Linked DNA regions of Homo sapiens: region 2 is linked to region 1. The links are chromatin loops, found by intact Hi-C in ENCODE. Cell type or tissue: CD4-positive, alpha-beta T cell. All regions are shown on one strand. Each heading gives the region's core, and the rest is flanking DNA. Links, peaks and the distances in the headings are about the cores only.

Region 1 (15,826 bases), core at 4,180-12,179:
TTGCTAGCTTGCATGAGTTCTCAGACAAATCAGTGCTCTAAATATTTATTTTAAAATAAACCTTACAACCCTCTAAACTATGTGTTAATTTTTATAAATGAAAAAACTGAAGCTCAGATATTAAGTAACTTCTTCAAAATCACCCAGAACAAAGTCAGGCTTGACTCCAAAGCCCAGCTATTCTTGTGGTTTTCTGAACTCTGAGGACTGACGAACAGCATCAGTCAAAATGTAGATGTGTTAAAATTATCAGACTTAAAAAAAAATGCTCCTGAGAAACACTGGGGGAGTGGCACCCTAATGGAACCCAGGTGAGTGATGCCCACGGAAAACCATGTGGTAAGGAAGGACATAAGGGGAAACAGGTTCCAGCATGCAGGGAAGAAGAAAAACTATCTCGTCTGGCAGACAACTGAGAACTGGCCAACTCCCAGATGTCTTCCTGTATGTTCCTACAAGAATTCTGAGGGTCCCACTCTGCTGCGGCTTGTCCCGGTTCCCCTCCAGGTTCTGCTGCCTCCTTGTATTATTTAACTATAGCAAAGTTTCTCCCACTTCATTGTAAGACTTCCCTTACATCAAATAAGCTTCAAGAACATGTGTAGAAAATAAAAGATACCAAATAATGTTTGAATGTGTAATTACTACATTCTAAAACCAGCCAGACTCTTCTAAGACTTCTAACAACAAACCACTTCCAGAGCCATTTTAGAAAATGTGTTTACCCAACTCCTTTTTTATTGGTTGACTCACGTGGAAGAGATGGGCATTTCCTTTCCCCAAATGGGAATTTACTATGCCTACTCCATATTTCTTGAAAGCTGTCATTTTGAAAAAGAGGAATATGAAAAATATTAAAAGACAAACATCTGACATCACTGTCGAAGACTATAAAATAATGTAGTAAGTGAAATTGGTTTTCACATTTCAGTACTGCTTTAAACTCTGATATTTAAGAACTAAGTGTTTCTCATTTAGTTCTATCCATGATCTCTTTCAGAAGTCAACCACCTCCTGTGTAAAAGCCTCATAGAAGCCACTGCCTTCTGAAGGAAACACACCAACTGGCAGGGGGTCAGGGTAAGCCAGGAGTCACACCCAACTACCACTGCTCACACCCAAGAACCCCACCCTACCCTGGCCACAAAAACTGTGCCTAGACTCCAGCACAGCCTGCAGCTGTGTTTCAATTATAGCTGTGTTTGTAATTATAGGTCATGTGCCTTCTCCCCCACCCCAATCACTCCACCCCAATCACTCCATTTGGCTAACAAGTGACCATATTATAACACAAAAATGGAAAACAAACTGGAATGCTCGAAAAAGTTACAAATAAAAACGGTATGAAGGCATATTAAATTTTGGCTGATACTTCCCTTTGATTTTGCTAAACTATAGCAAAGGCTGGCTCAATGTTGATTTTTACTGAAGAGTATCATTAACTGAAGAAAGAAAAAAAGACATAAACAGTAGTGAAATAAAGAATAGGCAAATACACCAGAATTATGAATAGAAGCCATTTTAAAGAAGAGAAATATTCTACAACAGATGAAGAAAGTTTTAATTTCTTTTCACATTAAACATTGTTTACCACAATCAGCTAACAGAAATTACTGTAACATTGGTCACGATGACTTCATAAAACTAAAGATAAATGTTATGAGGAAACTTCATTTAACGTGAATGGTAATGTTAGATACTGTATTTTTCCATGGTAAAATACAACTTATCTTGAAGAGAAAGCAAATAGTTCAGATCAGGGAGACATGCTGAGGTTTTAATAAAGAAAAGCTTGGCCTTGTCCAGAACACTTAACAAAGTTCAGGACAATTTAGGTAAAAGAGATGAGTGAGACACCAGCGTTAGGCAGGGACATAGGCTCATCATTCAGGCTTTATGTACATTACTGGATCTATGCAGCTCTCACCTTTAGATAAGTGAGCTATATTTTTGGCAGAGGGATCTTCAAAAGTAGCCTTGGATATGAGGAATCGTATTTTAACCACCAGGCAGTCCAAGGAATTATTTTTAAAGGGACAGCTGAGTATTTCACGTATATACTATTAAGGCATCTAAATTTTTGGTGTTTTCAGTATATAATTTTACTGCTACTTTTTATTCTTTTTTTTCATATTGTACAACTATGATATTAGGTATTAAGCGACGTAATTCTTTCTCTACTAGTGAACCAGTTTATTTCACTTAGCAAACTCTAAATTGAGGGAAATATATAATCTGAGAACACACAGAAAAATATATTGAAAAACCAATAGAGAATTATTTTTAACCATCATAAAAACTCAATCTTAATTAACTGATAGTCTTTAACTTAAAAAAAGAGTAATCAGAATGAAAATAGGTATTAAAAATAATTACCAGTAGTTTGTTTTACAAAATAGAGCCATAAATTGTTTAATTGCCCAATTAAGCAACTACCAGATTCTTTAGTCAACACTAACAGAATTCACATTTCAGCTAGTCAACAAAGCATATAAATATTTAACATCTCTTGAAGATAACATTTTAGTGATAACGGAGACTACATAATTCTATCCATTGTTGTGACTGTCCACAAATTAACCAGGTTAAATATCAAAGATACATTGGGAATACTCCCCAAAACAACAACAGAATATTAATTAAATGAATTTTAAAAGCTTAAGAAATGAAAGTAGAAAACATGAATGAGACGGTGCTTAAACAATTATTGACCTAATCAAGACCTTTAAAATTACCACCAAAATGCACTATCATTTTTTTTTTATTTAGTTTACAGGAAGAATCTGTAAGTACAGGTTGCAGAAAGAAAACGTTTAGTGCTATTTACATTCATTTTAAAACTCTGCTCTATACAAATTTAATTCTGATCAGTATGAACAATATTTTCGTAGATCTACTGCATATAAAGCCTTTTCATCAAAGCATTAACAATGAATAAAATAACATGATTACATTTAAACAACGCTGACCATTTGAAACCATTTACATTTAATGTTTGTAAGGGCTGTTGACACTTAGTACAGAATGTAATGTCAGCCTGCAACTTCATTTTTATAAAGGCTAAACTTATTTATATGGAATATTGTTCTGTATACTACGCGCCAATCTATATTTTAAGTCCTGTAGTTAGGTATTTTATAAGTCTTTTATTAAATATATTCTACACATATTTGTAATTTCATCCAGGAAGAATTTCTTCCCAGTGAAAAAATATAAAAATCTTTCATATTTTTACAGGTTTAGATGAAAGTAGCTCATGCTTTAGTGCTGTGCAAATTGTTTTTAGCATATCAATCTTTAAATTATTGGTATGAAATAAAAGAAAAAGTGGCATTCTTGTGTATGCCATAAAAATCAGCTTTTGACTTTAATACAATTGCAAGCACTAATATCAAACGCAAACTATATAAAGAAACAAAATTAGTACTATGGAGTTTTTTTTTAATTTTAAGAATTCATCTGAACTCTAAGGAGTAAGCATGACACTGGATGTGGTTACAAATTAATGATAATTATGGAAAATTTCAATTTGCTGATATTCAAATACATAAAATTGATCAATGAGGTTTTCTAATATTTCTGCACAATAATGAAAGCCGATGAGTGACTGAAACTACCCTCCCACATTAAGGCTAGGAGACGCACTCTCACCCCTTCTTGTGCTGTCTAAACAAACACTCAGTTACTGTAGGACTCAAGAGTGCATGTCTTAAAGGAAAAAAAATTAGTTTCATCAGCCCTCTACTGAGTGCTTTAAACAGGCACATTTTGTTTTTTCATTTGTTGCAGTGAAAATAGTCACACTCAGTTTAGTATTCTGTGCCAGTGCAGCCACCACGGCTGACTTTGGTAGAATTCACCCAACATTTTAGTTTCTTTTCCATTTTTTCCTCTCAAGTTGGCCCAGTAATTAACTTCATTAATTGCTGAGTGTCTTCCAGTGTGGAATTGTATATATAAGTATTTCTAGATACCACACACTGTTATAAATTCTGCTGATGAGGAAAATAATGCCAATCTTTTTAATGCAAATTGTATTTGGAACACTTGATTTATTAGTTCTGATGATGAAAATTTTGTGGCAGCAAAATGGTTTCTGCTACGAAAGATAACTTGTTAACTTTTCCCCTGGAGATTGACTGCATTCAAAAACCAATATGTGTTAAAACAGCTCAACAAAAAATACAAGAAATAAAAAATCAGAGTGAAAAATGTTCTTGGTTCTTTTTACTTTCATGAGAAAAGATGACAGTGTTCATGTGGTAATTCAGTTCCATGTGTTTACAGGCAGACTGTTCTGAACGGTTTCTGAAGCAATGTCGGGTCTTTTCTGTCCCAGCAGCATGAAAGACAAAGACTATATCACATCACACTAGGCAGACAGTGTTTACAGGATTACACAACAATTACTCTCTCCAGTCTTCTCACGATTCCTCTGACCTAGGGAAAACGAAGAAGAGCCTCGTTTATAAAAATTCTAGAACTGGAGGGGAAAATGGGCTAGGCAATCAAGTGTAGGAAGTAGTAGTTTTGAGTTTTTAAAAATGTTTGCATTTTTCAAAATTAAGAAGCTGTAATAAATGTTCTTTTAATTTTAGCATGTTTCAAAAATGTCTGGTTATTTGCTTGACAATCTCTATTCATAAACTATGCAAACTTCCCTTCCCTCAGCATATCCAAGAAAAACCTAGCATTTTTGAATGCCTGTCTTTGTGCCTCAACTGAGATACTTTTCCAGTGCATGGCTTACCTTGAGAGTTTGGCTCTGGTAATGTCTCTCTGGCCACCAAATGCATCACTGTTGTTTTGCCAAAAGGAAGTTTTAATGCTATGTGAAAAGCAAAAGATGATTAGTTACACATATATCGACCTATTAAAATCACTATCCAGATTTAAAACCATTTTAAAAATTGATTGCTTTTTTATGACTTCTTTAACAGATTCAACTTAACTCAGAGTACCTTCACAAAATTAGGTTAATATTATCAGAAATAACATTTAAAATTTAGAAATTATTTTTTGCAGTTATATAGCCATTTGCTTGACACATTTATCCATATTAAGAGATGATATAAGAAAAAATATGTAATTGGCTAATATCAGAGGCCACCTTTAGAGGAGAAAGGATTAAATTTTTTTTAAAAGAATACTCTTTTCTATATTAGGTAAAAGTTTAGATTAAGAGATATTCATTTCTAAATCTAATTACTTGTCTATTGCCTAATAAAATTACTGCACTGAACAGGCTACTATGATGTAGAAATGCAAGAAATAAACTTGATTTTAAACATTTATTCTCACCCTGTATTCGTCCATTAGAAAAGAACTTTCTTAAAAAGATTAGGTTAAAATAATCACTTTCTTGGCATTATCAATAATCACTGTTTCCTAATCAAGTCTTTATAACATTTTTTCACTCATAAATTTAATAAATTTTATCATGAAATATTTCAGACATAGAACACACACCCATGTCCACTAAGGCAAATACAAATACTGAGTTTCATGGTAAATCCCTTTGTTACTCTGTGTATAAAATTAGAAGCAGCTGGTATATTTAGCTTCTAGAACTGTTTCTATAGTTGTTATGTTTTAGTTCTGACACCTCAAACTACCCTCTCTTCAAAAACTACAAACTGAAGTAAGGCCTAAGATCATCACTTAGCAATAATGATCCTCCACTCCAGCTACCTGCTTTTTAAAACCTGCTCTATAGGATGATGGTTAACATGCAGATTTTAAAAAGAATCCTAATTATCTTCAACACTAGTACTATTTCATATATTCAAGGTGAGTTCCAATCTCATTTAAAGTTGGCCAGCCATTATTTGGTCTACACTTTTAACCTCTGATGTTCAAATGAAGCACGATGGCCCATAAATACATAATGAAAAAAGGGAGGCTTTTAGAATAACTTCCTAGGCCTGACTTAAATCAAAATGTAAGTAAGACTTTATGTTATTAAAATTTTCACTAAATAGTTGGGAAAGCCTGATCAACATTTCAAACCTTGAACTGAACTTAAAATGTACACATACCAAGCTGTATATCATTCTCATACCCGTCTTCTTGACTCTAATAAGACAGACCTGGATTACAAATTTTCATCTCTGCTACTTCCAACTGTGTAACTCTCAGCAAGTTACTTACCCTCTAAGCTTCTGTTTCCTCAACTAAACTGGAGATACTAATTCCATTACCTGCCCTTTGTAGCTGTGTCCATTAAATCAAACAATCCAAGCAAAGTGCTTTGCACAGAACTTGGTACAAAGAAAGCATTCAGTATATACTACCATCATCATTTTGAGATAGCAAGGAAAATGAATCTGAGAAAAAAGGTAGGTAAACTGAGATATATATGTAAAAAATGTCAAGACAGGCCTGGAAAGCTCCTGAGAGGCTTACCATTTGAAGTTACAAATGTAATGCGTGGGAGCTATTATTTTTCTTCTCCATCTGAATTTTAACTAGAAATAGTAGGTATTGATGTTAATAACATTTAAAAATGTGAAAGAAGAGGAATACCAGAATCTAAAATGCGTTTTCTTCCTTTCACTGTGGATGCTTCTGCTCTCTCCTATGACACAGTACAATATCCAGAATAGAGGTTTTCAACCTTTAGCGTACATAAAAATCACCCAGGAATTCAATTCACTAGTAAAATTAGGAGATGGGGGTTGGGGAGAGAGGGCATGCAGAAATCTGCATTTTAAAATAAGTATCCTAGATGAGTCTCATGCCCACTATTTCAGAGCCACATTTTTGGAAATGCTAATCTGGGCCATACTGAATGCCAAAGCTTTAGCTGATCATCTTCTTCACCCTCCGATTAACAAGGCTGCTGTCACACCTTTCCTTTAATGAAATGAAACTCTATATGGCTATAAAGGTTCTATTTTAAAAAGGGGGGATTCAGGGCTATGTTTTAAGACATTTGATAACCAAACATTTCAACCTGAAACTTAAGCAGAAAATTTCAAGAATGGCAGAGAATGCCCAGGCTTCCTACTTTGTCTGCATAATGGCTGAATTCCACCCATGGCTGTATACCCACTACTTCGTGGTCATCCACTGCTTGACCACTACCTATAACAAGATCTCACTAACTTTCCCTGGCAGTCTATTCTTTCTTTAGGTAGCTCAACATGTTCACATATTCTTTCCTATATTGAAGAGAAAACTGTCTTTGATTTTCAGTTACTGATCCTAAGTCTAATTCACAGGGCTATACAGAGCAAGTTCTAGGGCCACACAAAGCCTTCTTCCACACAGGCCACTCAAATATTTAAAGATGGTTGTATTTCCCTGTGTGCTATCTTCTTTATTATTCACATTGAAGAACACAGGGAGGCTAAAAAGAAAAACTGAGACCCAAAAGACAAATAGTTGAATGTTGTTATCCAAACTTGCTCAAACATCCAGCTACAATTATTAACGCGGAGGTCCAGGCCATGCTTCTACACTAGAGATAGTTTATTGTTTTTGAAAAGAAGGACAGCAACACAGAATTACAATAATAATTACATAAGTCAATCTGTTCATTATTCTAAAACAGATTTCAAAAAAATACTGGTAAAAAATTATACTTTAGTGGGAATAAATCAATAGTTTTGATTTTAACACAAATTCTATGAGCTTTAATATGAAGTTCAAACTCTGAGGTCACAACAGAAAAGATAATTAAGGAATGGAGTTGGTGGGAAATTGCTCACATAGATCAATACTCAAAAGGGAAATGGAGCATTTCAAGGTTCACTCATATAATCGATAGATTAAATTCAACCAACATTTACCAATTTTTAATTCACATAAGATCTTGTATGAGCCATGGAGAATTTTAAAAAGACTAGAACATGGTCCCATCCTTAATGAATGTACAATATAGCCAGGGAGCTAACAGTCAATTCTTACATGAAGAGCATTAAGAGTTGGTCCATCTATTTATACAAAAGCTATAAAAAAAAAGCTACAAATCAAAAAAGCTCCATTTTAAAGTGCCAGATATCTCTTAGTAGATAGCAGCATTTTTTAGACCAGTTATAATACTACCAGTGAAACTCAGTGTGAGATTACAGCCTGAAATGTTTTACTCACTTGACATTGTCATAAAATCATTTGCATTCATCTACTTTAGCCCTTATTGCCCAGGATTTTTACCAGTGCATTTTATCTGTTTGTCCTATGTAATACTAGAGCAACCTGAAGGGAGAGCTTCTGTCTTATTCAATCCTGTATTCCCAAGTGCTTAGCACAGTGTTGGCCCATAAGAATTTAATAAATACATGCTGAATGAATGAATGCAAATATTCTACCTTTAAGGAAAAATAGATTAAATATTAGGTTTAGAGGAAAAACTCAGACTATATTCAGTGAAATATATATTTAGATAGACCATTTCATTTGCCTATACGTTTCCAATTATCTGAATATATTTGAAATACCTATTTTCAAAACTACCATCAAATCCTGTTGATGGTAGAAAATATACCCCATAAGGGGGCAATATTGAGCTACATTTCTCCAATCATATATAAAGAACAATAATAGCTAACAATTAAGGTGTTTACTATGTGCCAAGCACCATTTATGCACGTAAGCACTTTGAATATATAAAGTAATTTACCCTTCTTAACCTATGAGGTAGGCACTACTGTAATTCCATTTTACTGATGAGGAAACTGGAACACAGGTTGGTTAAGTCACTTGCCCAAGGTTTACACAGCCAGTAAGTAGTGCAGCTAACATATAACTTAAATAGTCTAGTTCCAAAATCTGTTCTTTCAACTATTATGCTAAAATGCTGCTCTAATGTCAGCCACCTACTTTATTCTCACATGATTAGCAACTGTATCAGGTAGAAACATCTGAAAACATCCCTTCATATATTTGAAAACTATCATAAATTTTTCCTAGTTTGTGTGTCCAGTCTTAAGTTTAAAATACTACATCTGAATTATATATTATTTGGAAATATAATAACGTTACATTTAAAAAATAGTAGGTATAGAATCCTACCTATACTGGGATAGAGTTTATTTCACAAGGTAGTAAATACTTACTACAGTCCTAAAACTAAATTTAACAGAATATACAATGTGAAGGAGTAGGCATACCAGAAATAGGCAGAATTCATAGTTTGAATTTATCATTTTTTTTAGCAAATTCAAAGACATTAACATTTAAAACAAGCGAATCATGCTACCATGAGACAGACATTAAATCCCATTACAAAGGTGGCTGTTACCTCCTAATGTGACATTTCCATGTAGAAATCGTCCTTGATAAATAAGTCGTAGAATATTTGGACTGCTGACCTGCTCTTCTTCCCAGTCTGAAAAGAATCCAGTGTACTGGTTAGGTATATTCCAACATATAATTAAGGTACTACTATATTGTTTTAAAAATTCAGATCCAAATCAGTTAGAGTACAAAGAAGGCCCTTGGAGCTTCCTACTACTATTAGAAACAGTCACTATTCATACATTTACCGCAACCTTGGTTATTACTTATTCTTTTAAGTAGCAAGAGCTGCAAAAAGACTCGTTTTGCTTCTTAAAGAATACTAAAATGTACCAAATTGTAGTCCCCAAGTTTAAAGTTAATACAAATGAGTTGGGAAAGACCTACTGAGTAAAAAGAAATATCATTTTAAAATTAATTTCAATTACCAGTAATTAACACATAGTATTATAATGCTCCAATATTTGTACCTGTTAAAATGTACATTTAAGGCTAGAAAACAGCAGGCTTAACAAAGATCTAAAAAACAGTTAATATATTGATATTGAGAATAACAAAAAAACTGTTTACTTTTGGATAATGTTGATATATTATCTTATTGTCTATCTGAAGTCAGTTAGTAAACATTAGAGAAGATACAACTTTAGTTCACCTCACCCAAAATGAAGACTTGGAAGAAACCAAAAAAATTATATATATTTGGAGGTACTGTACAAACATGAAAGCTAGAAAAGTGTACACACAAAGAAAATAAGACAAACTGGTAGGCAGAATGGGTAACAGAATATTTAACTTCAGCCTATAATTTATATTATTGTAAAAGATGGAAACCACTCCATTAAAATAAAGGTTTAAGGACACTAGTGTTATGATAGGGTAAAGGTTTAGTAATTTTCATGAGCTTGCAGATGTAACAATTTAAGCTTTGAGTTTAGTAATGATCTGAGAATTCCTTTGTCTTTTTTGTCAACAATTCTAATGTGTTTGTTTCCTATAGAAAGAGATAATGGTTAACACAAAAAAATAGTTTAAAGTATTCTGAAAGAGTGACAGAAGATAAAGGAAGTAACTAGAGACTTTTCTTTTGCCCTTTTTTTGACTATTCAAAATGATGAATGTGAATTTGATAAAACCACTGCCTATAGGTAACTTAGGCACAGCAGAAATGAGCAGAGGAGAAATGAATCCGTCATTTCCTGCCCCCGCTCCATGCCTTTAGTCTCTTCCCTCTTCTGTCTCCTGTAAGGCTTTGTTGCCTTCTGATCCCATTGTTCCCAGGTCCCTCCTATTCTAGAAGAAAGATCAAATAAGTCTCTAACACTATAGTATGAATTGCTTTGAATTCATCAATTCCAAAATTATTGTTTAATAGAATATTTCTGGTCAAGATGGAAGTGCTCCATAGATACAAAGGTAAATGACAGTAATTGTTTAATTCACAGGAAACAAAGACTGATATTCTAAAAATACTTGAATTTTTTTTTTGAGATGCAGAAACCTGAAGCCCCATGTTTCATTATCTTATACAGAGTGTCATGATTTCCACGTACTTCACTGGTGTAATATGCTATCTCCCTTCCCCTCTCCAGGGATCTAAAATTTAGAGAAATCTTAGAATATAGCTTAAATGAAGAATTTCAGGTGTTATTAACATATCCTAAGTATAACAAGATTTTTTTGAACCTTTGACCCAATAATAGCTATGTGTCTGACTATTCCACCTGTTAGTAATATTTCCACTAAATAGCAGAAGGGTATGCTAAGGAAAACTAATTCCTTCAACAAGTATGTTGCACGAAGTATTTTCTGCTATTAATATTTGCCACACATTTGTTATTAACATCAATAAGTATTTAATTTGCTGATCTTTAGTACATTATGTGATACAATATAGACTTAGATTTTTAATTTAAGTATTTTATGTAAAATAAAAATTAAAGTATTTCTCTTTATTCCTTGCAGTGTCTAAAACTGCTGAGTAGATTTGGCAACCTGAGGAAATACTGGGAATCAAAATCTTTTTTTTGAAAATAAGGGAACATCCACTGATACAATCAATATTCAGTACTGGTAGATGGTCTGTTCATTTGGGATACTATTTATGGCAAAGACTTATACTTGAATTTAAACTAATTTTAATATCTAAGTAAGTAATTATGAAAGTAAAAGTATTTCTTTTACCTTAAGTTACAATACTGCCCAAATAAATTTCAGAGTGATTACCCTTTTTCTGCCTTGTGTTATGTTTTCTATAATATCCATATATCAAAAGCTATTACTTACTATGACCGCTCCCCCCAAAAAAAATCTCATAAAGGTAATCTTTTTGTATCACACTTAGAACAACATCATTCTTGGGTATTTAAAAATGCTTTTCATACTGATAGTTATCTATTCCTGCCTGGCTATAAAGAATAGCCAATATTCTTAGATCCCAAATATCTTTAGCTTTTCTGAAATTCTTTCTTAGCTATAACCTTTATAGCTTCAGTATCTCCCTGACTTAGAAACTAGCCGCTTGGTTACTAATGTGAAGAAAGATCCAGTAGTTGAAAGTATTTGTATAAATCAGTATTTCTTAAATTTAGGCCTATGAATCCACCAAGACATGTCCTTAGGGTCTAAAAGTCCTCTTCAAGAAGTTTTAAATTGTATTTTTTTTTTTAATGAAAATCTGGAAAATCTGTATTTTCATTTTAATGAAATCTGGAGGAGATTGTCTAGATGATTTAAATAGTGACTTTATAACCCAAGTGCAGCCTTGGGGTTTTAGTACTCACGTGTGCATTAAATTTATGACTGTACTGGTGCCAAGCAGTCAGTACTTCTTTAATTGTTAGGAGGCTAATGAGATCAGAACAGGGGTTCACTTAACAAGTAAATGATGCATTCTACCTATGAGAAAACTGAGTAACAATTTGTTATACTGTATAAATAAAGGTTTTATGGTGACTCTACAGACAACCTGGTCATCAAACACTATGTAGGAACATAGGCATGACAAACTCAACAGTATTCATGCTGTAAGCAGTGAGCTGGCTTTGGCAAAAATACATCATCTAGCACATTAATGTTGTTAACTTGAACATTATTGGTTTCAGAGTTATATTTGCATTTTCTGAATCAATCTTTTTTAGTTTTATGATTGTGTATATGAGTTAAGAAGAATAAAGAGTTTTAACTGGGTTTAAGTTTCTACATTTTAAAATACGCATTATAATAAAAATAATTTAAGTCAGCAACTAGAGATCTACAAGAATTATCTTCCTCTAGAAAAGCTCCGTATATTATTTAAGGTTGAGAAACACTAATCTAATTGACTCATTTTGTACATATACTATGTTCTTTGTCAAAATAAGTCTTGTCCTTTAAAAGTTCAAATTGCTACTGCTAATAAAATTAAGTGAAATCAGCTGAAAAAAATCATATCACTATGATACATGACATAAGGATCAAGATGACACTGGGGAAGTTCAAAGGAAGAAAATAAACCAACAATTCACTTGAGGGAGGCAATTTTTTTTTTGAGACAGAGTCTTGCTCTGTCACCCAGGCGGGAGTACAGACGCATAATGTCAGCTCACTGCAAGCTCTGCCTCTCGGGTTCAAGAGATTCTCCTGCCTCAGCCTCCTGAGTAGCTTGGATTACAGGGGTGCACCACCATGCCCAGCTAAATTTTGTATTTTTAGTAGAGACGGGGTTTCACCATGTTGGCCAGGTTGGTCTTGAACTCCTTGACCTCAAGTGATCTGCCTGTCTCAGCCTCCCAAAGACCTGGGATTATAGACGTGAGCCACCACGCCCAGCTGACGGTCTTATTATATAAAAAAAAAATCAAAGAAAATAAGAAATACCAAACACATTTTCCAAGATTGTTATGGTTACTGGCTTGAAAATGGAAAGCACAGACAGACATTAATTATCTTGACCTTATAGTAGTTCAGAGAACATAAGAACTGACATGAATTAGAAGTTAACTTTGTTTCAAACTTAATTTTAAATAGGCTATCTAGAGAAGACCACAGAGAATGTATTATCTGTTAAAAATAGTTGTTCTTTCCTCTTTGTGTTTTGGTAAAAATAGGTTTACTGATATGAAGGTGTGTGTATATTCACTATTTTGTGTTTTTTTTTCTTTTTTTTCTTTTCTTTCTTTTTTTTTTTTTTTTTTTGAGACAGGGTCTTGCTCTGTTGCTCAGGCAGGAATGTAGTGGTGTGATAATTGCTCATGGCAGCCTCAAATTCCTGGCCTCAAGTGATCCTCCTGCCTCAGCCTCCCAAGTAGCTGGGACTACAGGCATGTGCTACCATGCCTGGCTAATTTTTAAATTTTTAGCAGTGATGACATCTTGCTATGTTGCACAGGCTGGTCTCACACTCCTAGCTTCAAGCAATCCTCCTGCTTTGGTCTCCCAAAGTGCTGGGATTACAGGTATGAGCCACCATCCCTGGCTGCATTTTTCTTTATTAAAAATATTTTTTGGCTAGGCACGGTGGCTCACGCCTGTAATCCTAACACTTTGGGAGGCCGAGGTGGGTGGATCACAAGGTCAAGAGATCGAGACCATCCTGGCCGACATGGTGAAACCCTGTTTCTACCAAAAATACAAAAATTAGCTGGGTGTGGTGGCACGTGCCTGAAGTCCCAGCTACTCGGGAGGCTGAGGTAGGGGAATCACTTGAGCCCGGGAGGCAGAGGTTGCGGTGAGCTAAGATCACGCCACTGCACTCCAGCCTGGCGACATAGCGAGACTCCATCTCAAAAAAAAAAAAAAAAAAAAAAAAAAAAAAAATTTTTTTCACTTACGTTAAAACAGTTCTAAGACAGAAGCAGAGCCATTGCATTCTGGGCTCCTTTACCATTTGGGAATGAGACTGCTGAAGAGCAAGATAAGGAAGGGTACAATGATCCTCTAAATCTGAGCCTTATACTCTCAATTTTCGGTTGTTCTTTTAAATGTTATATAACAGTTTCAAAATGTTTGTGAGACAAGGTAGGGCATAAGAATCAACATTATTCATACTCAAGAGAAAAATATCACTCACCCATTGGCCAATTGTCATATACATGCTTTGCAATGTCAGAAGCAGAATCGTTAGGAGAAAACAGGAACTCTTTTGTTTTTCCGCTTACCAAAATGAGGCGCAAATTTATCTGAAAGAAGACAATGATTCTTTTAACATAAATCTAAAAATTTTTTAAGTAAAAAAGAAGACTCAAAGGCTTTTCATTTCAATCACATCCTAAATTATTACCAATGCCATATTGTGGTTTTTATTTAAATTCTATAAAACTTTTTTAAAAAGAATGGGAATTTGATATTTGATTTTATTTCCTATTATTTAAAGGGTGTGTGTGTGTGTCAGACATATTTGCCATAATAAATGAACAAAGGAAAACCAAAATTCATTACACTTTTAAATTTAATCACTCCAACAATGTTCAGAATTGAACTTTTGCAAGTTATCACTATTATTATAGAATATACATTTTTACCCAAAAATTAATAAAAATGTTGACACTGCAGGTCTCGTCACTAAACAGAAAAAAAATTTAGTTGATATTCTACTTCTTAAAAAATATAATTAAAAGAAAATAAACTATATACAAGTTTTTTTCCTATGAAAATTATTAAAACCTAGACGAATTAACAATAAACTATGTATGTTTTTTTGAGACAGAGTCTCTGCTCTGTCACCCAGGCTGGAGTGTAGTGGTACAATCTTGGCTCACTGCAACCTCGGCCTCCCAAGCTCAATCCATTCTCCTGCCTCAGCCTCCCAAGTAGCTGGGATTACAGGTGCTCACCACCACGCCCAGCTAATTTTTGTGTTTTTAGTAGAGATGAGGTTTCACTATGTTGGCCAGGCTGGTCTTGAACTCCTGACCTCAAGTGATCTGCCCACCTTAGCCTCTCGAACTGCTGGGATTACAGGTGTGAGCCACTGTGCCCAGCCAAGAAACTTTAATTTTAAAGAACTTTATCATGGTTAAAGAAAGAATCAATAATAGTAGCTCTTTTAGCCCCAACTGCATGACCATATATTTTTTAGGGGGAGTAAGGTAGGACACATGGGACAAAGGATATAAATTCAACCTCAGTGATAACCCTAAGGGGGATAACAGAATTAAAGTGTTTGAGATCTACTGGCTTCACATTTCCAAGTCAATATATATTTGCTTATACCATTGTTAATGTATTTCCCAAATGTTTAATTTTTATCTGTTGTAATTAATTTAATATTATTTTTAAAAAACACCATATCTATGTATTTCCCTGTAAGTCACAGAAATACAAGTGTTGTTCCTATTACTCCTGGCCTTTGTTAAAAGAGTAAGTAAGATCCTACTAAAAGTTGGGTCCAGTCCAGAGCTGTGCCCTGGTAAGGCCATCTAGCCTAGTTTCTTTATATATAAAGAACAGAGAACCTCATTGCACCAGTTTGAATTGTGCCAGGTCCCAGGTTACCCAAGCTCTCCTTTTTAGTTACTAATTTTTTTTCTTATTAAAAATACCAGAAAATCTTTAAGATGTCAGAGTCTACAATGAATAAATTGGTGCCTATTACAGCAGTCACTGATTT
Region 2 (15,826 bases), core at 3,279-11,278, 390 kb after region 1:
AACAAATCATCCTAAAATTTAGTGGCTTAAAAGCAGCAATAATAATTTATTTACATCTCTTACAGTTTCTGTGGACCAGAAATTCAGGAGTGGCTGGGCTGGGGGCTGTGGCTCAGGGTCTCTCATGAAGTTGCAGTCAGATGTCAGCCAGGGCTGTGATCTCATCTGAAGTCTTGATCAGGACTGAGGATCCTCTCCCAGCCTCACCTGTGTGGCTGACAAGCTGATGCTGGCCTTTAGCAGGAAGCCTCCATGCTCTCAATATCAGCTTCTGCACAGGGCTATTTGAGAATTCACAGAATATTTTGGCTGACTTCCCTCTGAACAAGTGATCCACAAAACAAGGTGGAAGCCTCAATGCCTTTCCTGCCCAGCCTTGGAAGTCACATATCATCAGCTCTGCCACATCAGCTGGCCTCACAGACCAACCCTGATGCAGCGTGGGAAGAGACCATATGAGGTGCAAAAATCAAGGGTCATTGGGGGGTACCTTGGAGGTTGTCTATCACCTGAAATTTGATCTTGAAATGGGGACTTGCTGCACTCAGACCCTAACAACCACGTTGCATTTCTGCCTCCCTCTGCTCATCCGTAAAATGAAGCGCATTGCTGAGCACAGTTTTACTAGTTCATTCAAGCATCTGTTTCCCAAGTTAGTCTGCAAGCTGCTTAAAGATAAGGACTACAGCTTCTTTATATCTCTATCTGTATCCTCACAACATCATCTCTATCCTCTCAATGCCTTGGTGCATGCTCAACGGATGAATGGAAAGACTGGATGCTCTTCAGCAGGGACCTACAGTTTCTACTTCATCCCTGAGTTCTAATGAGCCAAAGCCCAGGCAGCTCCAGAAGCTCCAGTGTTTGACACGCAACCCCACACAGGCGGAGGTTCTAGAGCTGTATGGGTATGGATGCAGCTCCAGAAGTCTGCAGCCTTCCAGGAGGGGGGCGTGAAGACAGAACTGTACCTCCCAATCCCTCCTGACCTGACTCACATCAGCCACCAAGCTTGGGTGGACAAGGTATTCCTCGGTATTAGGTTTAATCCCAGACATTAAGATTTGGGGTGATTTTTCTTTTAGGCTTTTCTATGTATTTCAGATTTACCACAATGAATGTGTGTTTGTTTAGTGCAGAGAGAAAAATAAGGAAAAATAGAAACCTCAGTAAGCTGTTGTAATTTTTACACTGGCTTGCTCAAGCAGAGTTCCAGATCCGGCTCTTCTGTAGGATACATTCACTGAGGGGTCACCTCCCCTGGGTTTCCTCACTGTTTGTTCAGGAAGACAATGACTAATCTGTAAAATGGGAAAGTTAACCTTTACTTTCTTCTCATTTTACACAGAATTGTTTGCAATAATTAGTGAGACATTGATGGACAGATGGTTGAGATCTGGGGAGAAGACACTGGAAGGCCAGATGGCCAGTGACGAAGGAGGAGAGAATGGGATTGTTATCAGGATAACACTGACCACCCCTAAAATTGCACTGTGCCTCCACTGCCCGAATAATTACACCCATTCTCCTTAATGGATTCTGCCGGAGGGGACCTGCCTTTGAAGGCTCACATTTAATTGTTATTATCATTATTACTATAATTAGTATAATGTAATGGATTCTGGACTTCATGCATTGCCTCTATATAACAGCAAAGTTCCTAGCAGCCAGCTGGTGTAGAGGACAGAAATTCCACTTTTTCTTCAGAAGCCACTGAGAATGTAAAGACACCACTGAAATCCTCAGACTCACTAGGCCTGGCTTTAATAAGCATTTCCCCCTGTTTCTTTTTTTGCTCCCTCTACAGAAACAGCTTCTCAGTGAAAATTGTCATGACAACCTGGAGAGAGGAAACGTTCTACTGCAAGCCGAGCGTGGGGACCGAGGGTCGGCGTCACAGTGAGAGAGCCATGATGGAGGACGGGGTCACCCTGCTTGCCCAACGCGGGGAGCTCCGTCATACAGAACCCCAGTGAGTTCTGGAGGTCACGCTCTGTTTCATAAATGAAAAGCTGGGGCAGGGGCCTTGCCACACGGACACTCCTCGGGCCTCACAAGCTCCTGTGGGTGACCAGGCTGCTCCCCACCGCCGGCGTGGGCTGTTGCTACCCTGCACATCCCTCGGGTGGGCAGCGGTGCTTGAAACGCCAGCTCCCGCCCTTCCTGCCTAGTGGCTTGACGGCTTCATTGTGCTAACCACCCAGGCAAGCTTGCGTGACTAACGGAGGAGCGTCTCCCCTTAGATTCTTCCCGCCCGGAGCCGGGGACAGCAGGTTGTTTATCACGGAAGGGCTGGGAAGAGCTTTTCAGAAAGGCCTTGGGGACTCTCTGTGTGGCATGGAACAGAGAGTGCCTGCCCACCCCAGGCAGCCAGATGCAGCCCCTGCCTGCTTCCCCCTCCCTGGCTATGTGCGTTCCAGAAAACCACCTGACCTCCAGATTCTCTCTCGTCCAGTGGAGATTCTCCTGCCCGAAGGCAGGCGCTCTCCAAGGTCCCTCTCCCCAGAAGAGCCACGATCCCAGGAAGCCGGCTTGTGCAGAGGAAAGAACCGCACCTCGTTGTCAGAACAACCCCAGCTCTGCCACCTACACCTTGTGTGACCTTGGGCAAGTCAGAGAAACTTCTCAGATGCACAATCTCGTCACGCTCCTAGTTTCCAAGCCCACACACCTGAGGGTCAATGTCCCTTATTGCACCCCCACCCCATACCGACTCCATCAGCAAGTCCTGTTTGTTCTTGCCCCAAGTATCTCTCCTGTCTGCCCATTCCCTGCATCTCCCCCGTCACCACCCCGGGCCAGTCCCCGTTACCCGCACCTGGAGGTCTGCACCAGCCCCACCTGCACTCCGGCGTCCACTCTCGCCCCCATTGCTGTGATCTCCACACAACCACGAGCGGCCTTGAGAGCGCAGCGAGGCCGTGAGGCTGCGCAGAGCCCCTCAGTCAGCAGGACCGCGCTCACGGTTCAGTGGGCCGTCTGCTAGAGGCTTTCCGCAGTTCATTCCTTCTCCCCACACAACTCTGAAGGTAAGATGTCTATTATCACACCGTCCCACTTTACAGTGAGGAAACGGAGGTCCAGGGAGGTGAAGGCTCTGGCCCAATCACAGACTAGTGAGGGATAGAGCCCGGATTTGGACCTAGGCAGTCGGACCCCAAGTCCATACCCTGGGCCTCACGCTGGATTGTTCCAGATCCCACACCAGCTCCCGCAGGTCCTCGCCAGTGTCAGCCCTCACCAGGCTCCCCCCGCCCATTGTGCTCCACTCACCCCGCCTCCCCCTGCAGGCAGGGCACATGAGCACCTCCAGACCTTTGGCATCTCCCCTCCCCTCGCCACCTGGCTGAATTGTCCCCTTCAGCCCTCTGAGCCTCCCTCCTCCTCAAGGACACCCCGGCCTCCTGATCTAGAGGATGGAGCACAGGGAGAAAGCACAGGTGTGTTTCTCCCTGGCTGCTGCTGGTCTCCCCAGTTGGTCTATATGACCCAGGAAGTCATGTCCAGGTCTGTGTCCTCTGCCGTCGTGTATGCTGGCAAAGCGTGATACCAGCACACAGGAGGGGAAGTCAGTATCCTCGTGATGGGCAGAACGGATGAGCATCGATGCAGAGGTGCTGGGAGGCCAGCCCGTGGCCCAAATGAGAGCTTGGTGATCTACCTCTGCCCCATGGAGGGGGCACCTGCCAGTCAATCTGGAGAGGGGCGTGTGCTGGCAAAAGAGGGTGCCCCTGAGCTAAAGCCCTGGTAGGAGGGTGGAGGAGAGGGAAAGGACTCAAGAAGGACTTCTGAGTGGGCGATACACTGGAAGTGGGGAGTGAGGAGACTGAAGCATCCAAGGTGGTGCCCGGGTGGCAGGCTGGTGTGCTGGGATGGAAATGAAGAGAAGACACGGGGCTGCCCTCAGAAGGGGTGGTGGCTGGGAAGAGGAAAAGCAGTCAGCCCTAAGTACTTAAAGTATCTGGCAATTTATAGCAAGTGTCATTAAAGGGGAAAAAGTTGTGGGGAGAAGAATGTTTTTGGAATTTGTGACCTCCACACGGGCTGAGGCATTTCTCCTTGAGGTGCCTGCTCTGGCCACCTGAGCAGGCCCTGACTCACAGAAGATGGAGGAGACACCGAAATGCTCTCTCTTCTTCCTAAAATGCATAGGTATTTTACCCAGATTGATTCATTACTCCCAAAGTTAAATTAGGGGCATTTTGTTGACAGTCACCGGTGAGTTCTGAGGAGGGCTCTGGAAGGGGAAATAAGAACTAGAAGAGGCTCTGTCGGTGACCCCTGCCCCAACCCCACTCTGGGAAGGGGTTCAGGGAAGGGAAGAGCGAAGGAGGCTGAGGACCAGGCGGGTCCTGGCCAAGAGGAAGCCGCCTCTTGCCTTGGACCTAGGCATCAGACCGGCAGGCATTGTGCTGTGGGGCCAGCTATTTCAGAGGAAGAGAACTTCCTGACCTTAACCCTGCCCTGCTATTAAAACACCGTCATAACTAGCTGGCCCATACCTGCCTCTGGAGCCTGGCTGTCACTACTTTCTGTCTGGGGTAGAGGACAATCTGGCGTGTCTTCTAGGCTCAGCATCAACACACATCATCCAGTGTATATTTTAGTACCGTCTTTACAGGCCTGACTCAGGGCAGGGGAAGTCGTCGGGAAAAACCACGCTCATGGCTCTGCCATTGTCTCTGTGTGTGGAGACATCAGCTACCCTCACTGGGCCTGAGATATTCATCTCTCCAATAAGCTTAGATCAGAAAGGCCATCTTGCAGCTTTTTAAAAAAAGAGTTGGACTCTTTTTTTAAATTAAAAAAAAGTTAAACATTTTAAACAATAAAATCTTATGTGTAACATCAATGTAAAAAGCAGATCAGGGTGAAACATACTGCTTATCCGGGGCTGGGCAGGGCCGAGCCCTCCTGTCCCCTTTCCCCCGCCCCACCCCGCATTGCTCCAAAGAACTTCCAGGGCCCAAGGAGCCCAATTCAAAACCCTCTGAATGAGGTGCTTGCTAAGAACATCCTGCAGCTCCCAGTGACTTCCCAAGAGAGCTTTCTCGGGGCTCCAGGTTTCTGCTTGGACTCCCTGAGGGCGTGCCTGGGAAACCCACTGCAGGGCCCCCAGTCCATGGTCCCAGAGGTGTGAAGGCATCTGCTTCACCTTCCATGCCGGCCTCCCAGGAGATGAGGAGGAATTCAGTCCCACGTTCGGGCAACCGTTGCTCAGCATTAGCAGCCGTCAGCAAGTTGACACTGGAGCTCCAGCCAAGTGGTATGACATGCCGCCCCTGCAGATGTGGTGCTCTGTACCTCTTAGACCCAGGAGCTGTCTGCATGTGACGTCCGATAAATGAGTGTTTCCTTTAACAAGTCTTAAGCCAGGCCCTGAAGCTAAGTCGCAGAGTGAGTATCTTCCTTGAGCCCGTCACCCCACAACATTCACAAATAAGAGCCCCTGCGGAGAAGCAGGCTATGTAGTCAGATAGACATAAGTCAGACCCCCCAGCCTGTGTTCTCACCTGTGAAATGAGAAAGATCACAACAGCGACACCCGAGCTGTTGTTTGGAGAAGATGAGAGAGTGTGCACAGCTCACACCATCCTCTGCACCGCAGCTAACACTGTTAGCACCATCACATGGGCCCCTCTGCAAAGAACTGCCCACCTCATGAGAAATCATATGCTGAACCAGACCCCCGGGCCAGTTCCCAAACTGGGTCTCACACCTATCTCTCTGTTTTGAATACCAGATATTCTAAATACAACATCATTGATATAATCTGAGATACTAGATGATGTTATCCGCCTGCCTGCAGAGGATTTACTTTTGCTTTTGGCAGGCATTTAGGCCAGGGGCAGATTGTCTTAAGCCAGACTGGATGAGCTGATTCAAAGCTGGTTTCGGTCTTTGTGAAGATGGGTCTATTTCTGGTTCAGCGTTTTGCCTGGGGATATCCCGTCCGCTGCCCCACCTGAAAGTCTGGAGTGCTTGCCTGGCCGCCTCCTGCACAGCAGGGCCTGAACACTGAGGTGTGTTTCCCCAGCCCTGTGAGACTGCCCAAAGTTCTACTCAGCTTCTCAGCCCCTCCACCGACACTCTGAATTGGCAAATGCTTCAGCAGGGAAAGTGGACCTGAATGTCCGGCACCCTCTCTGTGATCCCCTTCTCCTCTTGATTTTGGTTCCTCAAGTCCTCACTGCCCTGGGAGCACTCTGATACCCTCAGCAGAGTTTCGAAAATATTTTATGCAGTTTTCTAGTTGTTCTCAAGGGGAGGGTTAGTTGGAGAAGAACACTGTAGCCAACCATCTTGGAAGTGACTGTTCCTATTTTACTTTAATGCTCATTTAGGTATTTTAAAAATTATTCTGTTTTCCTGAAACAGAAAAAAAATTCAGAAAATTTTTTTCTGAAACAGAAAAAAATATTCTGTTTTCTTCATTTGGGCTGGCATAACAAAAATACCATAAATGAGGCAGCTTATAAACAACAAACATTTGTTTCCCACAGTTCCAGAGGCTGGGAAGTCCAAGATCAAGCCACTAGCAGTGTCTGGTGAGGGCCTCTTCCTCATAGATGACACCTTCCATGTGTCCTCACATGGTGGTATGCACTGGCTAGCTCTCTGCAGTCTCTTTTCTAAGGGTACTAGTCCCATTCATGAGGGCTCTGTCCTCATGACCTGATCACCTCTCAAAAGGCCCCATCTGCTGATACCATCACCTGGGGGGTTAGGATTTTGCATATGAATTGGGGTAGAGGCACAAACATTCAGACCTTAGTGCTATGCTTCATTGATTTAAGGATGGTCTCATTGGGATGTTGGGGGTAGAAAAGATCCATGTCTTCCATGCTAGTCTAGGAGTGCATTCTTCAGGAGGCAGAATGGCAGAATGGGAGGAGGGTCTCCAGTCATGGATGCTGGTGGCCCATTGTTATAAACCACAGGGCAGGGTCAATGAGGGCACATTGCCTGGTGGTTTCCTCCAGCTGAGTTCAGAAGGCATTTTTCCTCAGCAAGACCACAAACTAGTTTGATCAATAACTTTTCCTCCAAGTAGTACAGTTTGGAAATGAGGTAAGAGAGCCATCTCCTGGTAAGAAATATGGCAGTGTGTGAGGGAGGCCTGCAGCGACTCCGGCACTGTGTGGAGCCCTGTGGGTCCCTGGGAAGTCTGGGGTTTGGGAAGGTGCCCAGAGTGAGTGGATTCCTGGCCCTGTGTTCACCCGATCTTCAACAAGTGCAGCTCCCGTTTTATCTGTTTTATATACTGGGTTCCTAAGAAAAGTTTTCCACCATTGGGGAATTTCAGAAGTTGCTCCACCATCAGATAAATTGGAAAACCACCCCATCGAGCTCAACTGCTTCATTTTATAAACCAAAGTCCCCGGAGGTAAAATGACTTCCCCAAGGTCATGCAAATGATTCATGGTGAAAACAGGACAAAACGGTCTGACCTCCATCCAGCGCTCTTCCTACCACCCCACACTGTCTTTTGGAGATGCAGTTTCCTAGAAGATCTTTATTTTAGAACAACACTTCTTTTAAAGAGCACTGCTCTGTGCTTTTGTGTAGAGCTGCATGGACTTTTCTCACAAACGTCCCCAGAGGACATGGAACAAACAGGGCTGTTGATATTTTCCTGCTGGGAGGTCAAAGGCCCACCAGAGGAGCTCAGTGCCCTGCCAGGGGCCTGTCCTGGCTCTCCTGCTCACCCTGTGACGTTGACTCATCCTGCCACCTCGAGGGTCTCTGTTTCTTCCTTTGTAACATGAGAAAAGCAGAAAGCCTAAGATCTTCACATTCTGTGGGAAGCACTTCAGTCAGGGGAATCCCCCCATGTGGCTGGAGTCACCCTGACACCACCGCATAATGATTCATCCTTCTCTTGGGAAGCCAATGAGATCAACAAGCCAAGACTATGGGCTCTTCACAAGGGAGGAGTGATGTCTCTGCATCAAGGGAGAAGAAATACTATACCAGCAAATCCGTGCTTGAAGATTCCCCCATTCCTCTTTAGGAATCATTTATATTGCTGGCCACAGTGGCTCACGCTTGTAATCCCAGCACTTTGGGAGGCTGAGGCGGGCAGATCACCTGAGGTCAGGAGTTCGAGACCAGCCTGGCCAACATGATGAAACCCCGTCTCTACTGAAAATACAAAAATTAGCCAGGCGTGGTAGCAGGCACCTGTAATCCCCGCTACTTTGGAGGCTGAGGCAGGAGAATTGCTTGAACCTGGGAGGTGGAGGTTGCAGTGAGCCAAGATCATGCCACTGCACTCCAGTCTGGGCAACAGAGCGAGACTCCGTCTCAAAAGAAAAGGAATCATTTATATTTGCTCTTTTGACAATGTCTCTATCAGTGAATTGGAGAGAAACTCATCCCTGTGGCTGATTAAGATAAAATAAAGTTATGATGAGATGTTACTAGGGACCTACAATTCTTCCCTGGGGAAAAGGTCACACACACACACACACACACACACACACACACACATACACACACTCTCTCTCTCTTTTGCTAGAACGGGCTGGAACTGTTCTTGCAAAGACTGGGCTGAGATGCATGAGTAAATCTGACGTGTCCACCCTCATCTCTACAGGATCAGCCCCAGCTCTGGGGCCCAGGACTGCTTGGCTCATCGAAGAATCCCGCCATGCAGGTATGACCTGGATAGTACTTGACATTGCATTGTAGTGGGGAAAAATAAAAAGGAACATGAAACCTATTGGCTGGTCTTTTATGTCCTCTAATTCCCATCTCGTTGGAGTAAAATGAACAAAATTACCATCTGGTACAGGAAAGTGAAGTTGCCCATGTCTGTCAGACCCTAAAACACACCTGACAGGGTTTACTGACTGGGAGCTAGATGAGAAGAGAACATCAATTGAGAAGAGAACAAAACTATAGCTCCCAATACAGAGATAGGTTGAAAGAACTACAAATAAACTCCTCAGATTTGGCAAGGAGTTGTATGTCAATCTAGGATTAATGCGCAATGGCCGTGCAATAAAGGCCACCAGCCATCATCCCCAACCCCATGCCCATCAGCACTGAAGGCCACACAGTCACCTGAGTTCAAAGGCTGTGGAAAGAGCATGAGCTTTGGGGCCAGGCCTGACTTCAAATCCTGGCTCTTTCACTAACAACCATGTAACTCAGGCTCTCTGACCCTCAGGTTTTTTTTTTTTTTTTTTGAGACGGAGTCTCCCCTGCAACCTCCGCCTCCCAGATTCAAGCAGTTCTCCCGGGTTCATGCCATTCTCCTGTCTCAGCCTCCCGAGTAGCTGAGACTACAGGCGCATGCCACCACACCCGGCTAATTTTTGTATTTTTAGTAGAGACAGAGTTTCGCTATATTGGTCAGGCTGGTCTCGAACTCCTGGCCTCAGGCGATCCACCTGCCTCAGCCTCCCAAAGTGCTGGGATTACAGGTGTGAGCCACCACACCCGACCAGCTTTCTTATCTGTAAAATGGGGATAGCAATGCCTTCCTCATTGACATCCATGAGGCTGGGCACAGTGGCTCACACCTGTAACCCCAGCACTTTGGGAGGCAGAGGTGGGTGGATCACCTGAGGTTGGGAGTTCGAGACCAGCCTGGCCAACATGGCAAAACCCCATCTCTACTAAAAATACAAAAATTAGCCAGGCGTGGTGGCAGGTACCTGTAATCCCAGCTACTCAGGAGGCTAAGGCACAGAGAATCACTTGAACCCAGGAGGCGGAGGTTGCAGTGAGCCAAGATCGCGCCATTGCACTCCAGACTAGATGACAGAGCGAGACTCTGTCTCAAAAAAAAAAAGTAAATGAAGTAAGGACATTTCAAAAGCATCGAGTGTTCAGAATGTGGGCAGCCTGTCATTTGTCACCATTAGAGATAGCACCTTCCACCTGTCCCATCACTGAACCTACAATGGGGCTCTGCACACACAAAGGTACTACCTTGTTGAAATTTCTGTTGCATTTTGAAGTTGAATGGGGCTCAAAGAGCAGAGAGACTACTTTTCCATGGCTTAGAAAGACCAGAGGACAGGATACACATAGGATGACACGACGCCTGAACCCACTTCGGTGAAGAGGAGTGCAATTTTGTACAGTATTAAAACTCCATCTGGGTGTGGTGGCTCACACCTATAATCCCAGCACTTTGGGAGGCTGAGGCAAGTCGGATCTGCTGAGGTCAGCAGTTCGAGACTAGCCCTGGCCAACATGGCAAAACCCTGTCTCTACTAAAAATATAAAAAATTAGCCAGGCATGGTAGTGTGTGCCTGTAATCCCGGCTACCTGGGAGGCTAAGGCAGGAGAATCACTTGAACCTGGGAGGTAGAGGTTGCAGTGAGCTGAGATCATGCCATTGCACTCCAGCCTGGACAGCAGAGCAAGACTCTGTCAAAAAAACAAACAGACAAAAATCTTCTCCTTTTGGTTTGTTTGCCAACAGACTTTGGCTTCTTGGGCAAAACCCTCATCAGTAACTTTGCTCAAGAAGCTGAAGTCTGTTGGCAAATAAACCAAAAGGAGGAGTTTTGGGAAGAAATAAAACACTGTGGCCAGCCATCAATGAGCAAAGTTTACTGAGATCATGTTCAAAAGCACCGACAACTCTAAACATCTCAATTAAACTTGAAGGAAGGGCCGGCACAAGGAGAGACACATTTCTCTTAAAACAGCTCACTGCTCCTCCATTCTAATTAAGCAACAAATAGAATCAGTTCTTATGTGCATTGGTGGTCTTTACAATGTAGCCCGAGGTAAGGACTGCGGAGAGTGTAATTATCCATAATTAGTCTCCCACTGTTGCCAGGACTTAAACCTGACAAACCCCAACAGGCCTAGAAGTGTGCCGCAAGAGACGGCCGTTTATGTGACGTGATCTGAGAAAGCCCCTGGTGAGTCTGTTTTGCATTGCTATAAAGGAATATTGAGGCTGGGTAATTTAGAAAGAAAAGACGTTTATTTGGCTCATGGTTCTGCAGGCTGTGTACATGCATGGCACTGGCATCTGCTCAGCTTCTGGTGAGGCCTCAGGAAGCTTACAATCATGATGGAAGGTGAAGACGGAGCAGGCATGTCACATGGTAACAGGGGGACAAGAGAGAGACGTGGGGCGGTGCCAGGCTCCTTTCAACAACCAGCTGTCAGGTGAACTAACAGAACAAGAACTCACTCATTACCGAGGACGGCATCAAGCCTTTCATGAGGAATCCACCCCATGACCCAAACACCTCCCACCAGGCCCCACCTCCAACATTGGGGATCACATTTTAACATGAGATTTTGAGGGGAAAAACATCCAAACTATATCAGCCGCACAGGCTAGCCTGCCCTCAAATATCTTCTGTCACAGTTGTGTTATGCGTAGCCCTAAGAAACCTGCGTCGAATGTACCTAGGTTGCCAGAGAGGGATGTGGGCCCACGATCACTAATCACAACCTTCGTACTGCCAGTCCACCTTAATCAGAAAGGAACGCTACCAGGAAAACAGGGCAAAGACACTTTCTGATAGAGGTAGAAGAGTCAAGGAAAGATGCTAAAAAATGGGCCATTTTCTGGAATCCCCAGGCCTAGCAGGAGATGCTAGATGAAGCCCTGGTCTTTCCGAGTCCGATGGACCTGGGTTCCAATTCTGGCTCCACCACACACCTACCAGCTCTGTGATATAGAGAAAAATACTAGAGATACTAGATACTAGAAGAGATACTAGAACAGTGCCTGGCACATAACAGATGCTCATTAACTATGAGTGTGTCTCCCTGTGGGCAGGAACTATGGGAGCTTCCTCTTTCTTGTAACCTCTTCAGTGTGGAAACTTCTCTAAGATCCTTCCAGCCTTGCCTTTGCTCTTCTTTCAATGTCAGGTCTGGCAACACCTCAGGGCCAATTCCAGCAACTCCAGGCTAAGGTTGAGGCTGGAGGCCACTTTGCTCAAGAAGCTGAAGTCTGTTGGCAAATAAACCAAAAGGAGGAGTTTTTGGAAGAACTAAAACACTGTGGCCAGCCATCAATGAGCAAAGTTCAGCTCAGGCACATGTCAGGACGTTTACATGTTTTCCTTCCTGAGGAGTTTCCAGAAGGGCAACTAGGAAGGCTATTAACGCAAAAGTCTTTTTTAAAAATTGTATTAGAATTCTATTTACCTTTATGCTTAATTGCAAGACTTGAATTTATAAGATCTGAAGCAATTATGAGTTGTGAGTTTTCTATTTGACCACGTGTCGATGTGGAAAGTTCTAATATCAGCAAACTTTAAGAAATCCCTGCTGTTCCTAAGCACCATACTTGGCACTAGGAAAACAGACAGATTTTAGATTAATCTATATCCTCGTGGAGTTTACGGCCTCTGTGGGGAAATGGAAATTATGCATGAGAAGAATGAACAGGGTTTCACAGAGGAAAGCTTGGGAGGCAAACGGAAAGTGCAGGCTGCAAGCCTAACAGGAGATTGACATGTGCCCTGGAGGGCTTAGAACTGGAGGAAATCCGATTGCTGAGGCAAACCGTAAATCAGTCAGGATGCAGAGAGTCTGCTTAGAGAGAGAGAATGGCTCCAAGGCCCGGAGACGTCACCGTAATCTGATTGAAGGTATTTATATCTAACGAAAGAATGTGTCAATCTGAAGAGCAGGTGGATTCCCAGAGCCTAGAAAAAACAAGAATCAGTGAGATGGAAGTGGTGACCATGAAGGCAGTGGTCCCACGGCAGGGCGCTTGCATCCCAGGGACAACCAAGAGGATCCTGCAGGTCACGGGACAAAACAGAACTTCTATTTATATCTTGCTTATCCCTTAAAATGTCTCTGTGACTTGTCCAGTGTAACTATGTAAGTCTATGACCAAGTCAAGCACGTTGTCAAAATCTATCCCTAATCATTCAACCTAGAACCTTAGTAAGCAGGTGCTCCCAATATCTGCCAAATGAGTTTAAGACATTTTTGACCAACTCCCCCTCTTCTAGAGAGGGTATCTGCTAGGAGTCTGAAAGAAATTAAGATTTAATGGAAATTCCTCATTGCCACCATGTCTTTCTTTCACCTGAGCCTCTTGGCTGGAGTTAACCTGTCATGCTACTATAGCTCAAATTTTATAACTCTTTGGTTGTTGTATAATCAAAAACTTTCAAGTGGTACAAAATGCTTGCTCTAAATCAGGGCTACAGGTTTGAAAAATAAACCATTTAAAAGGAGTTCTAAGCCTTACCATCCTACACAAACCTGTTACTCTTAGTGTAATTGGTTGCATGAGTCTGTGCAGCATCTCTTTAGGAGTTGACATGCACTGTGTTAAACTCTTTGGCAAAAATGAAGCATGAAGTATTTTGGTTCAAATTGTGATTGGTATGCAAAATGCACAAACTTGGAAAATAAGAGCTTCTTGCTGTGAGGTGCAGTTGATCTCATGAGGGGCAGCAGATGCCATTGTGAAGAGCACTCACTGCTGAGCTTGTGTGTGGCCTTCGGCAAGATATTCAAGTTCTCTGGCTTCAGTTGCCTCATTAATAAAATCGGATTAAAAACAAGTTTCCTCACCTGGTTGCTGTGAAGATTGAAGGAAGTACTATCTATAAGCATTGTGTTTGCTACATAGGTAAAGCTCAGGAATAATTTTTTAAAAATGTAAAGTTGCATGACATATGCATAAACATTTCATCTGTTTCACAAATATCCTGTGACAAAGTGATGGCTTGCAAAATAATGAAAGGAGACAATAGCAGATGGTTTTTCACTGATATGAAAATAGTGGGGTTTTTTTTCCATCACAGAATTATGAGTTGGTCAGAGGAAAGAATGGTGAAGATTTCAGTAAAGAGTAACCCAAATGTCTGAATAAAATCTGCAAAAACAATTTTCTTCCCGAGGACTGGAAGTGGCATGGACAGTTGGGCAATAAAAGAACAGCAGTGATTTTCTGCTCCATTTCTACAACAACAACAAAAACACGATGGTGGAAAACAATGCCAAGTGGAAATCTTCATTCCTTGGGGATAGAAAAACACATCCTCTTCTTTAAGAACTATAACCACAGATTGCAGCAACAAGATGCGCAGAGAAAAGCTTGGTTGGGTTGAGCCAACCGTATGCGGCAAATGATTAAAAAGATGGTGTCCCTCTGGGAGAGCAGAGGGCCAGTCACCAGGAGGAGCAAGAGGAACAAAGAGCTCTCATTCACATCCGCAATGCTGACGGGACGTGCGTTTTCCTCAGCAAACTGGCAAGCTCCCTGGAAAGGGAAGATTAATACGAGCAGGGAATACGAACTCTCTCCAGCAAACCGTGCCCATTGTCAGCCTGGGGAGAGTGCTGAGGAATGAATGGATGGTCATTGATCCTGGACTAGGAGGACTTGAATGAATTCCTTCCCCTGATTCCCAACTCCCCCTACCTTGATTTAACTCACACGCAGCAATTCTCATTTATCCAATGTCCCTGGGCAAGAGCTAGTCCATGTGAATTCATTTTACCAAAAACTGAGCTGATCTGTTTGAATTTCAGATGTACGCTTAATTAAGGTTTCACTTTCTTTGGTAGAAATCTTTTAAAAATTAACGTCAGAGCTCTTTGCCCTCTGGAAGTACAGGGAACTTTACTGAGATGGCCCAAGAGGGAGCACCGAGTGCAGAGTGCACACCTGGGTGCTCAGCCTCACCCCGCGCTGTTGCTTTGCTCATTTATTTCTATTTATGAATCAAGGTTGTTAATGTGAATGTCATTAATGCAATAATACCTCTATAGAGGCAGACAGGGTGGGAGACAAGGCTGAGGAGGGACAGAGGGCTGTGCTTCTCCAGTATTCTCGTCCATGCTGTCCAACCCTCACACCCTGAACCAGGAGGCTGGTATTGGTCATTTCTGGGTCCTCTCGTCCCGCCTACTCCTGCTCATCCAGACTCATGGCTTTCAATGCCATCTATATGTTCATGCCTTCCCTCAACGACAGACTTGTTTATACATCTGCCTACTAGGAAGCTCCGTGAGGATGTTGAATCAGTAACTCAAGCGAAACAGCCCCAGACTCAGCCTTGCTCCAATTCCCCAGACCTCTTCCTCCCACTCTGCCGCATCTCAGCAAGGACAACTCCATCCTTCCAGTTGCTCAAGCCCAACAACTTGAAGTCATCCTTGACAGTTTTCTTTCCACACTCCCTACCTCCAGGCCCTCAGTAAATCCTGTAAGCTCCACCTGCAAAATACAGTCTACAGAGGCTGACTGCTTCTCACCTTGCTGCTGCTCCCACTTCTGGCCACACTGCTACTGCTCTTTCCTGGATTACTGCACAGCTTCCTGCCTGGCCTTTCAGCTTCTGGCCTTGTCTCCCTGTTCTCAACACAAAAATCAGTCATCCTTCTAATCACGTTGCTCTGCAAAGTCAAACTCCTGTCAGTGGCCTGCAAGGTCCGAGGGATCTGAATCCTCATTCCTTCTCTGTCCTCATCTCCTCAGACTCTTCCCCTGCGCTCAATCAGCTTCATTCACCACCCAAGCTCCTTGCTGTTCCCACTCAGGGCCTTTGCGCCCACTTGCTGCTTCCTCTGCCCGCAATACTGTTCACCTGAATATACATGTGACTCCTCCCCCGACTTCAGGTCCTTACTCAAACATCGCTCTCAAGTGAGGCCTTACCTGGCTACTTTATTTAAACATTGACATGGTTTGTCTGTGTCCCCACCCAAATCTCGTCTTGAATTCCCACGTGCTGTGGGAAGGACCCAGTGGGATGTAATTGAATCCTGGGGGTCAGGTCTTTCTTGTGCTGTTCTCGTGATAGTGAATATGCCTCATGAGACCTGATGGTTTTATAAGAAGGAGTTACCCTGCCCAAGCTCTCT

What was found. Hi-C counts contacts between places; a loop is a spot of excess contacts. Peaks named below come from ENCODE experiments on the same cell type or tissue, not always from the same donor. Only the 100,000 strongest peaks of a DNase experiment are listed, where the experiment ranks them.
Region 2: it touches region 1 in a loop (24-fold over the local background); 3 of 110 quality-filtered maps call a loop at or near these places.

Annotation. Positions count from the first base shown.
Region 1 is chr13:29,762,868-29,778,693 of GRCh38, forward strand. It overlaps UBL3 (ubiquitin like 3), which reads right to left. Exons shown (of 5, transcript NM_007106.4): 2 at 14,288-14,396; 3 at 9,245-9,331; 4 at 4,751-4,828; 5 at 1,504-4,440. The coding sequence ends at 4,388. Among named protein-coding and RNA genes, the nearest start is that of UBL3, 80 kb to the right of the region's middle. In CD4-positive, alpha-beta T cell, for the core only: CTCF peaks have their summits at 8,535 and 8,742; a DNase peak (open chromatin) is centred at 8,514.
Region 2 is chr13:30,151,869-30,167,694 of GRCh38, forward strand. LINC00385 (long intergenic non-protein coding RNA 385) reads left to right here and starts at 1,894. Exons shown (of 2, transcript NR_187533.1): 1 at 1,894-3,029. It overlaps LINC00384 (long intergenic non-protein coding RNA 384), which reads right to left and starts at 1,206. Exons shown (of 2, transcript NR_138041.1): 1 at 1,166-1,206; 2 at 18-281. RefSeq lists enhancers at 1,391-2,590, 7,528-7,937. In CD4-positive, alpha-beta T cell, for the core only: CTCF peaks have their summits at 7,076 (motif pointing left) and 7,275; DNase peaks (open chromatin) are centred at 7,083 and 7,843.